Regions from separate parts of the Homo sapiens genome. Here region 2 is linked to region 1. Evidence: chromatin contacts called from ENCODE Hi-C data. All regions are on one chromosome and are shown on one strand. The core of a region is the stretch at or near the end of the contact, and the rest is flanking DNA. Distances in the headings are between cores, read along the strand shown.

The links. A loop is a pair of places that touch in the nucleus more often than their neighbours do. Pooled maps may share reads with other maps.
Region 2: a pooled map shows a loop between it and region 1 (2.9-fold over the local background). The contact joins the promoter of REXO1 here to the enhancer-like site in region 1. A Hi-C loop is called at or near these places in 2 of 50 pooled maps.

What each region holds. Positions count from the first base shown.
Region 1 is chr19:1,744,655-1,752,130 of GRCh38, forward strand. No RefSeq gene overlaps it. Among named protein-coding and RNA genes, the nearest start is that of ONECUT3, 5.1 kb to the right of the region's middle. RefSeq lists enhancers at 2,460-3,659, 3,217-3,736, 3,737-4,255, 3,782-3,831. Within about 2 kb of position 3,062, at least 5 of the 41 ENCODE cell types and tissues checked have a DNase peak (open chromatin) inside an H3K27ac peak, as active enhancers do.
Region 2 is chr19:1,843,995-1,851,470 of GRCh38, forward strand. It overlaps REXO1 (RNA exonuclease 1 homolog), which reads right to left and starts at 4,489. Exons shown (of 16, transcript NM_020695.4): 1 at 4,208-4,489. The coding sequence starts at 4,364. RefSeq lists a silencer at 4,217-4,686 and enhancers at 4,707-4,856, 4,877-4,956.

The DNA of each region.
Region 1 (7,476 bases), core at 1,812-4,311:
CCCCTCCTCCTCTTCCTCCCCCTCCTCCCCATCCCTTCTTCCTCATCCTTTTCCCTCACCTCCCCCTCCCTCCTCCTCTTCCCCCCTCCAGCTTCTGTCCTCTGAGCCTGGCCCAGGATTCCTTGCCCCTCCCCCACCGGTCCACCCTGGCTGTTTATGGGGTGGGCAGAGGCTGGTGGCCGCCCTTGTCACAGCCTTTCCTGAGCACTGTCAGATGTCCTCAAGGGTGCACTGTGTGTGTTTTATCCCCATTCCACAGATGGGGAAACTGAGGCTCCAGAAGGGTCCCTGATGTGGGAAATGAAGGCGGGGCTGGGATTTGAGTCTGGAACCCACCCTCAACCCCAAAGGGGAGAAGCCCCGGACACCACGCAGGCGCTTTGGGAATGAGGCACCCTTGGCGGATGGACTGGGCGGGCTGGGGTCAGAGGTCACCTGCCCTGCCCAGCAGCCGCATGGAGATCACCCAGTAGCCCTCAGGAGTCGGGGCTCCCACTTGTGAACCGGGTACGCCACCCCTGGAGATGCAGAGCTGGCTGGACACGCACCTACCTCCATCTTCTATTCCCCTCTGAGAGCTGGGGGCGGGTGGTTCTTTGGTTTTTCTCCAGGGAATGAGAGGCGCCCTCTCTGGGGGGTAAGAGCCTTGGATCTGCCTGTTTCCTCATCGGTAAAAGCAAGGGGTCAACAGGATGACCCCATCCCTCCCCAATCCCCTTCTCTTCTTGCCGGCGCTATGACCCCTGGGGAGCCCCTGCCCCCAGGCCTGGCAGCCCCCAGGGACCCTCCTACTGGGGCCTGCCACGGTGGGGGGACAATGTTTCCCATTTTCTGCGGAGCCCCCCAACTCTCACCTCCAGGCAGAGGTGAGGTGATGAGGGGCTGGAGGAGGCTCCCCCTCCAATTCCATCCTTGGGAAATGCCACCCTCTCACCTCCTGGCGCCCAGGGAGTTCAGTAATAACAGAAACGTTTTGTTTGGTTTTGCTTAAAGCGAGCAGGAGGGAGAGCGCGAAGCCAACGGCTCCTGCCCAGCCCAATTGTGGGGATTTACCATGGAGGCGATTACTGAGCGGAACTGCGGGCGGCTCTGCTCGGAGGGTCCCGTGCTTGTTAGGGAGGTGGGAGAAACAGCAATTACAGCTGTTAGCACCGAGGGGAGGGGAGGAGGGGGAAGGAGAAACGGAGGAAGCAGAGGAGAGGGGAGCAGGGAGAAGGAAGAAGGAAGAGTGGATGGGGGAGGGAGAGGAGGCTGGAAGGGAGGAGGGGAGGGCTGGAAGGAGAAGGGGGAGTAGAAGGAAGGAAAGGGAGGAGCCAGGAGGGAGACTAGGAATGGGAGGAGGGGGGAAGAGGGAGAGGAGGAGGGGGAAGGAGGGGGGAAGGGGGAAGGAAAGTAGAGGAGGGGGTAGGAGGAGTGGGAAGAATGGGGAAGGATGGGGAGGAGGGAGAAGGGGGAGTAGAAGGGGGAAGGATGGGGAGGGAGGGGAGAGGAGGAGTGGGAAGAATGGGGAAGGATGGGGAGGAGGGGCAGGAAGGGGGAGGAGGGAGAGGAGGAGGAGGATGGAGGAGGAGTGGGGAGGAAGAGGGAGGGTGAGGAGGAGGGAGAGGAGGAAGGAAATGGAGGAGGAGTGGGGAGGAAGGGGGAGGATGGGGGAGGAGGGAGAGGAGGAGGGAGATGGAGGAGGAGGGGGAGGAAGGGGGAGGATGGGGAGGAGGGAGAGGAGGAGGAGGATGGAGGAGGAGGGGGAGGACGAGGTAGGAGGATCCTCACCCTTCAAGAGCATCAAGTTTTCCTCCCCAGTGGGAGAAGCTGAGGCCCAGAGAGAAGTCTCTGCTCTGACACCCCACAAGAGCTTTCCCAACCAACAGGCCCCTCTGGGACTCCCTCTATGCCCTGCCCAGGGCCCCACAGGGCTCGCTCTGCTTCCTGCTCTCTTGCTGCAGGCCTGGAGCTGGGAGGTGGGCAGGTGATGGCCAGAGCAGGAGGCGGCTGGCCCCTTCCCCTGTCCGCTGCCTCAAATGATTAACCAGTGCGGCTGGAGTGAGGAGTGGACACTGGGAGCCGGTTCCTCAAATACCCTCCACACCTTTGACCGGCGCATGGGCCAGAACGGGGGACCCCTCCAGCTCAGGCTGAAGAGCTCCCCCAACTGCCGGGTCCAGAGGGTCCTGCGCTCCCTGGGATCGCCCGAAGGGCTGGGTCGGAGGGGGACCCTGGCGCAGGGAACGTTCTCTGTAACTGAGATCCGCGTTTCTACTCAGGAGCTCAGCTGAGACTCTCTGCGTGGCCAACCCTCTCCAGAGACCGGCTCCACCGCCAGCCAGATTGGATGCTGAGCGTGTCCACACAGCACGCACTCACTGGGACTCAGCGTGCTGGGACTCAGCTCCCCGCCGCCCAGTCCCTCGGGCCTAGGTCAGCTCGCCAGCTGGTGGCCTGAGGCAGATCTCAGGACCTCCCTGTGCCTCAGTTTCCTCACCTGAAAAATGGGAATAATTGGAGTTGCTTCCTCAGAGTACCCCTGCCCCTAGCTCCCTGCAGGTACAGTGGGGATGGGGCAGGAGATAGAGCGGGGACCTGCAGGACGTACCCCTCCCCCAGGGAATGGGGGACGCCACCCCACCCCTGGCGAGCCCGGAAGGTGGCTGCTGATTGAACAATGGGAGAAACAAGCTTTCTTCTAGCGCAAGGTGACTCACCTGCTGGCCCAGGGACAAAGCTCCCCCAGCCACTCCCCACCGCCCGCCACCCCCCACCGCCCGCCACACACACACACACACACACATACACACACACACACCGCACAGCACGGAGAGGGGGTGAGTCATTCCACCCCACCACATCTGTGATGGCCTCCCTGGGTGCGTACTAACCTGTGGGGTGGGGGGATTATACTAAGGGCCGCCCGGGACCCTCCCTGCTTGGCCTCACAGCCAGGGAGAGAAGGCCCAACCACCCCCAGCCTGGCATTCAAGGCCTGGCTTTGAACACATGCCCCCCCCCCACACACCCCAGCTTCATTCAGTTTTATCTCATTGACTCATTCAACAAACATTCCCTAATGAAGTCCTGTGAGGGCCCCGAAACTGGGCTAACGCCAGACGCCTCCCCAGCCCCACCGCCTCTTCCTCAGATGACAAGGAGTCTTTTCGTCCTTCCATTGGCCTACCTGACTTGGACTCCTACACATCCTACAAAACCCAACCTCAGGGCTCCTCCTCCAGGAAGGGAGGACTGCCGCCTCCCCAGTTCTGATCTCAGGGGGATGGGGATGACTTTTCCCCTCCCTAAGTATGGGAGCCCCAGCGGGAGGGACAGAGGCTGTGGCCGCAGCTCTAGGGTGGTGGGGGCAGGGGAGCAGGAGTGATCTGAGAAGTTTGCTAAATCCAGCGAATGGCCTGGTTCCCCTCCCCCATCCCCGGTCTGCAGATTCTGCCTAAGGAGGTGCGAATCCCTTCCCCTTTCCCCATTCCCCATTCCCCAGTCCAACACCCCCTCCCCACCCAGAGGTCCACGAGGCGAGACAGACCCAAAGAGAGAGGCAAGGACGTGGGCGTTGGTCGGTCTTGCGGGGAGGAGGTGCCGTGCTCTCCCCACTTCCTGACCCAGCAGAAAGCGCCCGGGCGTGTCCAGATAAACCGCGCCTTAATCGAGGCGCCATTCCGGCCCGGAACAGGCCAGGCCCAGGTGAGGCTCAGAGCCAGATGCGCCCAGCCTAACCCACCTGGGGACGCCCCTCGGACCCTCCCGGGGCGGGGTCCTCACTCCCGACCAGGACCTCTGTCTCTGCATCTGCGAAGTGGGCGCCCCCAGGCCTGTGCTCCCCCCACCCACCTGTCGTCTCGTCTCGGCTTTCAGGGTGCAGAGTGGACACTCCCAGGTGTCCAAGCCGGCGAGCTCGGGTCCCGCAGAACCGGCGGCCCTGGAGACGCCCCGAGGGCAGCCCCGCTGCAGCCTTGCTCGGGTCCCCTAGCCCGGCGCCTCCGCAAACCAACCCACCGCGGGCCGCCGAGCCCCGCTCCGGGATCCGCCGGCTGCCTCCATCCCAGAAGAGTGCGCAGAGAATTAAATCTAGATATTTACATGTTTAATGGCTAAAGGAGCCTGTCTTCTGGCAGGGCAGGGAGGGCGCTCAGGTGGTTTAACTCAGCGCCGGGATCCCGCTCAGCTGCGGGGGCCGCGAACCCCGCCGCTGGGCCGACGATTGGGCCCCTCCGGAGCGCGGCGCCCAACGCGGGTTTCGTTGCGTCGGGGAAGTCCGTGGCCTGCAGCGTCCAGTCCCCAGGCTGTCAGCCGAGCCCTGGAGTGGGGCGTTCTCCAGGCCCCCAACCCCTGATCCAGGCCGTTCCCCTCCCGCGCACCCTCCGGCGGGGGCTGCAGCCCGCGCCCCTCGCCGCCAAGCCCCATTTTCCCACAGTGCAAACTGCAGCAAACGAACTGGTTTTCTCCTGAGCGCACGCTGCGGGGAGACGATTCCAACGGCGTCCAGTGAGGAGGGGCCCAGGCCTGCGAGACGGGGCGCGTTCCTGTCCCCAGACCCCTCCGGCTGCGCCTCAACCCCCAGCCCGGCTCTCTGACCTGCATCGGTCGGGCCGGGCACAGAGGAGGCAAAGCAGGCGGAGGCCGCGAGAGGAGAGCAGCCTGACCTCCCGCCTGAGCCCGGACCCTTCCCCTCGGGCACCCTCGGACGCCCCCGCCCCAGCGTGTTACTTTCTAGATGGGGAAACTGAGGCGCGGCCAGGGCGATGCGGCGGAAGTCCCGCGCCCGGCCGTCTCCCGCGCCTGCCAGACAGAGCCCCGAGAAGAGGGCATAGAATTCCCTCCTCTAATTGTGTCCCAGAACTCTGGGACGACGGAGGCCAAGCTGCTGAGGGAGGGGACGAGGACGCGGGGCCCCAGGGACCAACCCCTCCGCTCCCCGGCCAGCCGCGGCCGCCCAGCCTCGGTGCCCCGGCGCAAACAAGCGCGGTGTTTGCCGAGCGCGAGGCGGGCGGCGCGGCCCGAGAGCGATGAGGATTCGATGGAGCCGCTCGCCGCGGCGGGGGCAACGGAGCCCGGGCGGGCGCGGGGATCGATCGGGCACAGCTGTCGCCTAAGAGCCCGCGGGAGCATCCACCCGCGGGCCAGAGCTGCCCGGGCGCCCCGCAACTGCGGGCAGGAAATCCGGGACGTCGGGCCCGCCAGGGGCGAAACCCCAAAGTCGCGACACCCGGGGTGGGGAGGTCAGGACGTCCCCACGGCCAACGTGGAACCTTCGGGAGCCGCGCGCTCAGCCTCGCCGGGACCCCCGCCAGGCCGTAAAAGCCCAGAGTCTCCCCCCAAATCTAAATAAAATCCCCAGACCCCGCCCGAACGAAGGCGGCTGGAGTCCAGAGGGAGAACTCCTGCCACACACTAGGCACCGGCGGCCGGGATTTGGGGCGCCCGCAGGTTTCGGGGGCCGGGAGTGGGAGCAGAGCGGATCTAGGGCTGCGGCTGGGCTTGGGTGGGGCGCGCATTCATTGCCATCGTTTAGTAAAACCTCGCTTTAATAAAAGCAGGGAGGGGTGCGCAGAGCCCGGACACTTTCATTTCGGTGGGAGACAAATCGAATCAGAAAGTCAGTTGGGGGCGCACTGTGCAGGGTTCTGGGGGAGCCCCAGGAAAGGAAAACTTGAGGTATCTGACTCTGCCTTTGATATTTTTAGCTGCAATGGGAGAGTCAATAACAACAGGGAAGGTGGTGTGTCCAAAAATGGGGGAGGTGTGGAGGATTAAAGAGGGGGTTCAAGCTTAGGGGGTCCGTTTAGGGAGTTTGAAGCCGTGGAGAGTGCGCACCCCTGGGGCATGGGTGGAGGCCCCCAGTCCTCCCCTCCACCCGCGGGACTCTCCAAGCCCTGAGGTTGGCAGGACCAGAGGCTGCCCTTTTTGACTCCTCCCAGACGCAGGCCAGGCACAGAGAGGGTGAGCGTTGGTCTGGGGCAGCCCAGCACCTGCTGAGGTCCCCCTCCCCAACTCCCAGACACAGACTCGGGCTCTGGGAGTCAAACTTTCATCTTCCTGGAGGGGATACTGAGGCCAGAGAGCTTCCTCGAGGTGGCTGAGGTCCCTGTGGGGTGGGGAAGGGGGACTTCTTGTCCCGATCCAGCCCACCCCTCCCCCTGCCCACAATTTGCCTAATGACCCAGGATCGATCTGGGCCTGGGCAGCCAGCCTACCCGGTGGCCGGCTCAATTCTATTTTACTAATTACTAAAAGGCTGCTGCTGGTGGGGAGAAGCAAGCTGGGGGCTCCAGGGGGCCACAGTCCCTCTCTTGGGGCCAGCAAAATTCTGTTCAATCTCTCAACGGGACCACAGCCTCTACAAGGAGTGAGATCCCCATCCCTGGGGGAGTCCAAGTGTCCATCAGCCGAAGGGAGGGGTGAGGGGCTTCGCAGACCTGGATAGGGTTAGGTCCACCAGGCTGGGCTGCCCCTTCCAAGTCTAGGGAGCTTTGGAAGGGGTCTGTGGCCACCTTAGCGTGTCCTGAGGCAGCAGAGGGGAGAGGCCCTCTTCCTCTCGGAGTCCCTGACCCTCGTCTTCTCTTTCAAAATGGATGCTTTCCCTGCTAGAAAAGCCACACACGCTTGCTATTAAAATGAACACGATCATCAAGCTGTAAAAAATATATTTAAAAGGAAGCCTGCAAAATCCCAGCTCCCTAGGAGCTCCCCCACATTGGCATTTGGGGGAACTTCCTTCCACCTTGTTATCCTCCCACCCGTAGAGACCCCCAGCCCCCACCTGGTCTGCGCTTCTTGAGCCTGGGATGCTAGCGTTTTATGGCGGCTGATTGATTTTTAGATCTCACGATTATTTTTAATTATCTGTGATTGTTGGAGGGTGAGAATGAGGAGCGCAGGCTGGGGCTCTGTGCAGCCACATCCCCCCCGCCGAGATTCAGCATCTGCACGGGGAGTGGGGTACGCGACTGTTCGGACCTGCCCCTCTCTTCCCACCTGGAAGATGGGTGTAATTATGTAAACTCCAGAAATTATACCTGAACCCTGGAACTGGAAAGTTTAGGGACCGACACTTCAGGGGGCAGGAGTTAGCACTTGGGCAGATGTAGGAATGAAGGGGGGAACTCTAGGGCCACCACCCCCCCACCTTGGGCCAGAGACACCCGGAAAAATTGTGATTTGACTTCCCCCTCTCTGGGGCTGAGAGAGGAGAGTATGCCTGGTAAATAACAGGCACTTACTAAATGCCGAGCCCTAAGCAGCGAGTACTAACAGGGGTCCCCTTCAGCCCTATCCCTCCCCAGGACTTGGATCAGGCCACCTCAGGCTGGGGGCCCAGATCATTCAGGCCCCCTCTCTCTCTGGCTGTTGTGGTCAGCATAGACTCACCTCCGGCTCCCAGCTGGGCAGGCTGGAGGGCACCCCCTCCCACACCAGAGAAGGGGAAACTGAGGCACAGAAAGGGCCCTATTCCAGAGCCAACCTAGTCTTGGT
Region 2 (7,476 bases), core at 3,239-5,738, 100 kb after region 1:
AGAGCTGGCAAGCCCTAACAGATCAGTAGGATCCCAGGGCTCACCTGCCTAGCAGGGGTATGGGAGGCTGTCACCGACACCGGAGAGCCAGGCCTGCTTCAGGCCCATCCTTGGAAGGTTTCAAGTTCCCTTCTGTGCCCAGCCCACAGAGGCTGGCAGCAAAAACGGCAGAGGAGGCAGGCAGGGCCCCGGCCCACCCACATCCAACCCAGCACTGCCAGTTACCAGCCACGCGTACACAGGTGAGCAGCCTCCCGGCGCTGGGCCTCAGTTTCCTCATCTGTAAACTGGGAAGAGCCACTCCCACTGCTGTTTGGGGGTCACAGGCAGAGTCCGCCCAGTACTGCTGTGGTAGTGGCCAAGTCAAGAGGTAGGGACCCCAGAGCCCATGTGAGGGGCCACATCTGAAGAGCCAGAAGGAGGAGGACCCCTGCCTGACCCGACTCTGCTAGAAGGCTCAGGAGATACTGGGTACATGGTGGCTGGGCTTCAGGAGATATTGGGTACACGGTGGGTGGGCTTCAGTAGATACTGGGTACACAGTGGGTGGGCTTCAGGGCTCCCCATGTACCTGGGGCTGCTCCCTGAGCGCCTCTACCCCAGGACTCCTGCCCTCTACAGATGCAGTTCTGGAGAGTCGCCTGGAGCCCCAGCTGGGACGCCGCCAACAGCCCCACCCAGAACCACTGGCACCGGGCTGCCAGATCCTGAACCCGACTGCGGGATCCCCGAGGGCAGGAGCTGTGCGCCCCGCACACACGTCTGCCGCTCACTTTGCAGTATAGGATGGCCCCTTCCCCAGGCCTGGGACTGTCCTGCTGGGGCCTGAGTCAGCCTGTGGCGCAGCACTAGCATCCCCTCAACGTGGTGCCCTCAGCCTCTGCCTCCCTCAGGAGAAGCATCATCTGGGAGCACGTTCCTGCCGGAGCTGTGAAGCCCTGAGCTGGGGCCCACCGCACCTCTGGAGAGCCCTGGACTTTCCTGCAATCCTCCCCGGAAGGGTTCCCTCTCCTGGAAGACAGTGTCCTGCCTCTCAGTAGGACACAGACTCCCTGAGACACCACAGGGAGTGCGGGGCAGTGGGCAGAGGCCTGGGTTCTGAGGTCAGATGGGAGGAAGGTGGGATCTAGCCCTGCCCACTCCACATAGACAACCGAGGCCCCTCACCTACCACCAGGCTGCAGCCAAGGCCCAGGCAGCAGAGAGCGGCCACTGGGGGGATAGTAACGCTCATTCCCAACTCACAAGGCTGGGATAGAACGTGCCCCTCTAGGCCGGGGATGCACATCCCTGCGTCCCAGGGCTACACGGTGCCCGCCGTAAGGGCTGCTGGACCATCCCTCCAAGCCACCCTGGGCAGGTCCAGCCGGCTCTGAAATGGCTGTGCAGCCCAGCGCGGTGCTTCACGCCTGTCATCCCAGCACTTCAGGAGGCTGAGGAGAGAGGATCGCTTGAGTCCAGGAGCTCAAGACCAGCATGGGCAACAAAGTGAGACCCCGTCTCGGCAAAAATTTTAAACATTAGCGAGGTGTGATGTCACATGCCTGTGGTCTCAGCTAGTCAGGAGGCTGAGCCAGGTGGATCCCTTGAGTCCAGGAGGTCGAGGCTGCAGTAAGCTGTGATCGCACCACTGCACTCCAGCCTGGGTGATAAAGTGAGACCCTGTCTCAAAAATTAATTCATTAAATAAAATGGCTGAGCAGGTCCAGGGATAAGAGCCCAGAAGGAAACCTGAGTCCTTCAGCAGTGCTGCTCAAGGTCGCCAATGACCCGCTGAGCCTGTGACCCAGGGCCCAGGAGCACCAGCCACCTTCCTGTTCCCGTCGCAGCTCCGCCAAGCCTCCCAACCCTGCCTGCCTTGGTGCCCTCATCAGATGCCCTCTCCTTCTCCCAGAGGCCCTGGAGGCTCCAGCCCTGCCCTGGCCAGGTGGTAGTATGGGCAAAACACGTTCCTCGATAAGCCTCCGTTTCCCCACCGGCAGCAAATAGCTCACAGGGTCACCATGCAGCGCGTGTCCAGCACAGAGCATGGCCCCACAGGTGCTCCAGGGCTAGCTGAGGGCTTTTCACCTGAACCTCTGTCCACTCTCAATCCTGGGAGGCCAGCGTTCCTGTCTATCTCCTCTCTGGAGGCCGCTGCCCTGTGCACCCTAAAATCCCCTTGAGAAGACATGGCAAAGGCTAGATCACGCCAGCCTCTTCAAATCTCATAGGAAACTGGGTGTGTGTAAATCTGGAGGTGTGGACATGGGACATGCATCCCCCCCTGTCCTCAGAGGGCAGCCTGATGAACATGTCACGGAGGCGGAAACAGAGGGTCAGAGAAACCTCACCGCAAGGAAGATGGATCCTGCCTTCTGCGGGGGGAGGCAGTCTTCTACCAGACAGTAACAAGAAGCCCTACCACCCCACCAGAGATGGGAAAAGGAGTTCATTCTCACCAGCAAAAGGGAAATGCAGACACGCCATGGTAAGAGGCAGGCAGCTGCCTTTTTCCCATAGGAACGGGGGGCAGACAGGAAGACGACATCACCAAAGGGACCCTCAAAAATAAGCCTTTGGGAAACAAATGAGCCATTTGGGATGCAGACAGATATCATAAGCCTGACTTGCGCCGGGTGCAGTAGCTCACACCTGTAACCCCAGCACTTTGGGAGGCCGAAGCAGGAGGTCGGCTCGAGGCCAGGAGTTTTGAGACAAGCCTGGACAACATAGCGAGACCCTATCTCCACGAAAACATACAAAGTTAGCCAGGCTTGGTGGCACCCGCCGCCCATAGTCCCAGCTACTCAGGAGGTTCAGGCAGGAGGATCCCTTGAGCCCAGGAGGTCGAGGCCTCAAAGAGCTGTGATCGCACCACTGCACTCCAGCCTGGACTATAGAGTGAGACCCTGTCTCTAAAAATAGGGTTAAAATGAGCATCGTGAGTCTGGTGTCACAGCCTCCGAGAAGCCTCTCCCACGCGTTGCCTTCTTCACCAACTCCCAGCCCCCGCCAAAGCCGGCTGCGTGCTCCCAGGACATCACGACCTATGCTACGGGATCTGTAGGCACAGCTGTCGGCAGGTCCCTGAGAGCACAGCCGGCATCGTACGCAGCTCTGAATCCCCCGCCTCAAACACAGCGAAGACGCTGGGCTGTGGGGAGCTGACAAGTGATTGCTTGCATCTGTCCACCTGCAAACAACCGCCCACAGGTGCAGGTGTCCCAAGCACACTTATCAGGGAAATCAGAAAAAAATGCTACCTTTTCTGGCAAAACAGGAAAATAAACCTATTCTTAAATCCTAGAGAAGATGTTTCTCTTTTGCAGGAAAAGGTTCTGAGCTGAGACTGTTTCATGGTTAAAGTAAAAACAGTGCTTGAAACTCACGCCCAATGAGGAAATCTGGGACGAAGGAAGTCAGGGGCTGGGTGAAGCAGAGAGCCACTATCAAGGGACAGAGGTAACAGGGGAGTCTGAATGACATCACACTCGATAACCCTCCCTCCACGACTTTCCTTGCGATGTCCCTCTTTTTCTCCAATCCAAATCCCACATCTCCTCCAAGAAACGCTGCCATGACGATGAAAACCACCATGACGCTGTGAGGTGGAGTCCACCAACGTCCTCTGCCCGACCAAAAGCATGGAATTCCTCGGAGCCCACTCGAGTAAGCTTTGACTTCCTCCCTGCCAGTCATGCTGGACACAGGGCTCGACAAACACAAGAGACGATCCTCGGACCATCCTAACTCAACGACTGGAGACTGAGGTGGCCGCTGCCAGAGGCGCGGCCGGAGGAAACGTCATGGAAATAAACAAGGGCGGCCACAAGCACATGGGGTCCGGGAAGCGGCGGGCGCCAATCAGGGGCAGGAGGAGTCCAGGACCTGCCTAGCGCCGGCCGCGCCCGTCTCCCGAGCCCCCTTGTGTCAGGCCCGGTGCCCGGTACTCAACATGCGCTCGCACTCCGCCCTCTAGACAGCCCTGGCAGGACGCGTCCTCCTAGTTGACATTTCACACTCGTGAAGACGAAGGCTTAGGGACATCTAGTGCTTTGCACCGGGTCCCAGGGTGGGTGGTTCCGGTCCCGACTGGGAAAACCGTCGCCCGCGAACGTGTGGGGAGGAGGCTGGGCCGAGAACGGGGACCCCGGGCGGGACCGGGGTGGGGTCCAGACCCGGGCAGGGGAGCCGAGCCCAAGGCAAGCAGGCGGGCGGGCATTACCTGCTGCGGGGGGCGCCTCTCCGCCGTCACCGGGCGCGCCGGAGCCCCGGGCCCCGCGGTGCCGGAAGTGGCAGTAGGGCCGCCGGCAGGGCCCCCCGGGCGCCCCAGACCAATAGGGGCAGTCAATGGCCCGGAAGAAGCCAGTGGAGCGTAGCATGGTCCGTCCCGCGGCGGGGCCCCGGCCCGGAGCCGCCCGGGCCCCAGGGCCCCCTCACTGGCGCCGCGGTCGCCGCCGCCCGCGCCTCACGGACCCCGCCGCCGCCATCTTGCTCCGAGGCCCCCGGAGGCCCTCGGGACGCCGCCGCAAGGGACCCCGGGAGGGGCTGCCCGCAGCGCGCCTGCTCAGAAACGCCTGCTCCTGCGCGACCAAGGCTGGTGACGGACCCCTGGGCCGGGACAGACGGCCGCGGGAGGAAGTAAGGAGGGCAGGGGCTGCCCTGCCTGCGGTCTCCGGGAGCCTCGCCAGCGCCGCCGCCCGACCTTCGGCGGCTGTAGCGGCGCCATCTTGAGCCCCAGGCCCCTGCGGCGCCAGGGCTGTCCACGGCGCGCCTGACCAAAAAAGCCCCGCGGGGCCCGCTATTACTCATTTGCATATTATTTCCTTTCGTTAGCATATCACCTTAAGGCGCCCTCTGCTGGACGAGGAGAGTTCTGCGGGGAGGTGGCCTTAAACCTGGGCCAGGTGAAACTCATGGTTGAATTACTCCGTTCACAGTCTTTAAAAATCCCCTCGCCCTGGTATACAGCTGGCTCTCAAGAAACGCCTTAATCTCCCCAACCTCGACTCTTGTCATCAGTCTAATGACCAGGTCCACGTTCACTCATTTGTTCAACAAATATTGAGCGCCTACTGTATACCAGCTAGAGGGTGCATTTTAACAGACAAACGAGGAACAAGGCTGGGATGGGGCAACTCTGTAGTCTGGTGGAGTAGGCCCACGTCTTAATGGGAAGTTTAACCTGGTGCATTTTGGTGGGATTGTAAAATAGTGCCACTGCTATGTAAAACAAAAAACCCAAAAAGTTTGTTTTTAAGAGACAGGGTCTTGCTCTGTCACCCAGGCTGGAGAGCAGTGGTGCGATCACGGCTCACTGCAGCCTCGACTTCCCTGGCTCAGGTGATTCTCCCACCTCAGCCTCCCGAGTAGCTAAAACCACAGGTGTGCACCATCATGCCTGGCTAATTTTTTGTATTTTGTGTAGAGATGGAAAAAGTTAAACAGAATTACCCTATGAGCAACTCTATTCCTGGGTATACACCCAAAAAGAATAGAAAGCAAAGTCTTAGGTCGGGCACAGTGGCTCATGTCTGTAATCCCAACACTCTGGGAGGCTGAGGCGGGTGGATCACTTGAGCCCAGGATTTCAAGACCAGCTTGGCCAATATGGCAAAACCCTGTCCTACTAAAAATACAAAAATTAGCTGGGCGCGATGGCTCACGCCTGTAATCCCAGCTCTTTGGGAGGCCGAGGAGGGAAGATCAACCGAGGTCAGGAGTTTGAGACCAGCCTGGCCAAGATGGCGAAACCCCACCTCTATTAAAAATACAAAAATTAGCTGGGCGTGGTGGCGGGCGCCTGTAGTCCCAACTACTTGGGAGGCTGAAGCAGGAGAATCACTTGAACCTGGGAAGCGGAGGTTGCAGTGAGCCAAGATTGCACCACTGCACTCCAGCCTGGGTGACAGAGTGACAGTCCGTCTCAAATAACAATACAATGGTTAAGATGACAAATTTTATGTTATGTGCATGTGATTTTACCACAATTATAAATAAATGACAGGATGCAATGATGAGGGGACGTGGGTTGGGATGGGTCATGGGCGACTCTGCAGAGGACCTGATCTAATCTCAAAGCTGTCCTATCATGGGCAGTGGAGGCGTAGACTCCCTGTCATGGCTCCTGATGATGCGTGAGAGATGAACTCTCATTTATGCGATTGCTCCATCCGTGCCGGCTGGTGTCGGTCATTCATTCAGCAAATAGTTACTGAGCACCTACTGTGTGCCACAAAATGCTAGAAACATCCATAAGCAGAGCAGAGAACCCCACTCTGGTGGAGGTGATGGTGTAGGCAGGGAGGCCGACAATGAACACAGCAATAAGTGAGACAGCCTGAAGCCAGGTGGAAAGTGCTTTGAGAACAGAAACAGGAGAAGAGCCTGGACTGGGCACAGGGCTGGTCTGGGTGATTCTATGGGGAAGGCGGGATTTGTGCGGTTTTACAGAAAATTAGGGGCCAGGCATGGTGCCTCTCGCCTGTAATCCCAGCACTTTGGGAGGCTGAGGCAGGCAGATCACTTGAGGTCAGGAGTTCGAGACCAGCCTGACTAACATGGTGAAACCCCATCTCTACTAAAATTACAAAAATTAGCTGGGTGTGGTGGCCCATGCCTGTAATCCCAGCTACTCGGGAGGCTGAGGCAGGAGAATCCCTTGAACCTGGGAGGCGGAGGTTGCAGTGAGCCAAGATTGCACCACTGCACTCCAGCCTGGGTGACAGAGTGAGACAGTGTCTCGAAAAAATAAAAGATAAATAAATAAATAAAAGATGATGAGGGAGCCAAGCAGGCTTCTGGAGGAAAAGCATTCCGGGCAGAGGGCACAGGCCATGGGCAGGACTGCGCCTGGTGTGTTGGAGGAACAGCGAGGAGGCCAGTGTGGCTGGACCAGGGTGAGGAGGGGGAGAGAGGCAGGAGGGAAGAGCAGGGAGAGGACGGGGCAGGTCATGCAGAACCCTATGGGCCTCAGGGAGGACTTGGGCTTTGACTGTGAGGGCAGTGGGAGCCATGGAGGGTTGCGGGCAGAGGAGGAACCAGACTTGCCCCAGGTGTTCACGGACACCCTCTGGTGGCCGTGGGGAGGACAAACCGTGAGGAGACCAGGGCCAAGGTGATTGCACTGGTTCAGGTGAGTCGTGAGGAGGCTAGACCGTCGCGGTGGAAGCCCTTACAGCAGGGAAAGGCGGCCAGATCCTGGATCTATTTTGAAGGTAGAGCCCAAGGAGGTTTCAGATGGGCCAGATGTGGGTGGTGAGACACACAGTGGGGTCCAGGGTGACTCCCCAAGGATTTTGGCCTTGCAGGATGGAACTGCCCTCGACCGAGGAGGGGGCATGGCAAGAGCAGCCTGCGGGTGGGAGGGACGCCCGGGAGGGTCGGGGTCCCAAAGGCACCAAAAGGATGGTGCTGCTTCTGGGCACGTGTGTGTGCTGGGGGTGGGGCGTGTAATTTAAAAGCCTAATGCGAGTGTGTCCGTCAGAGAGAGGG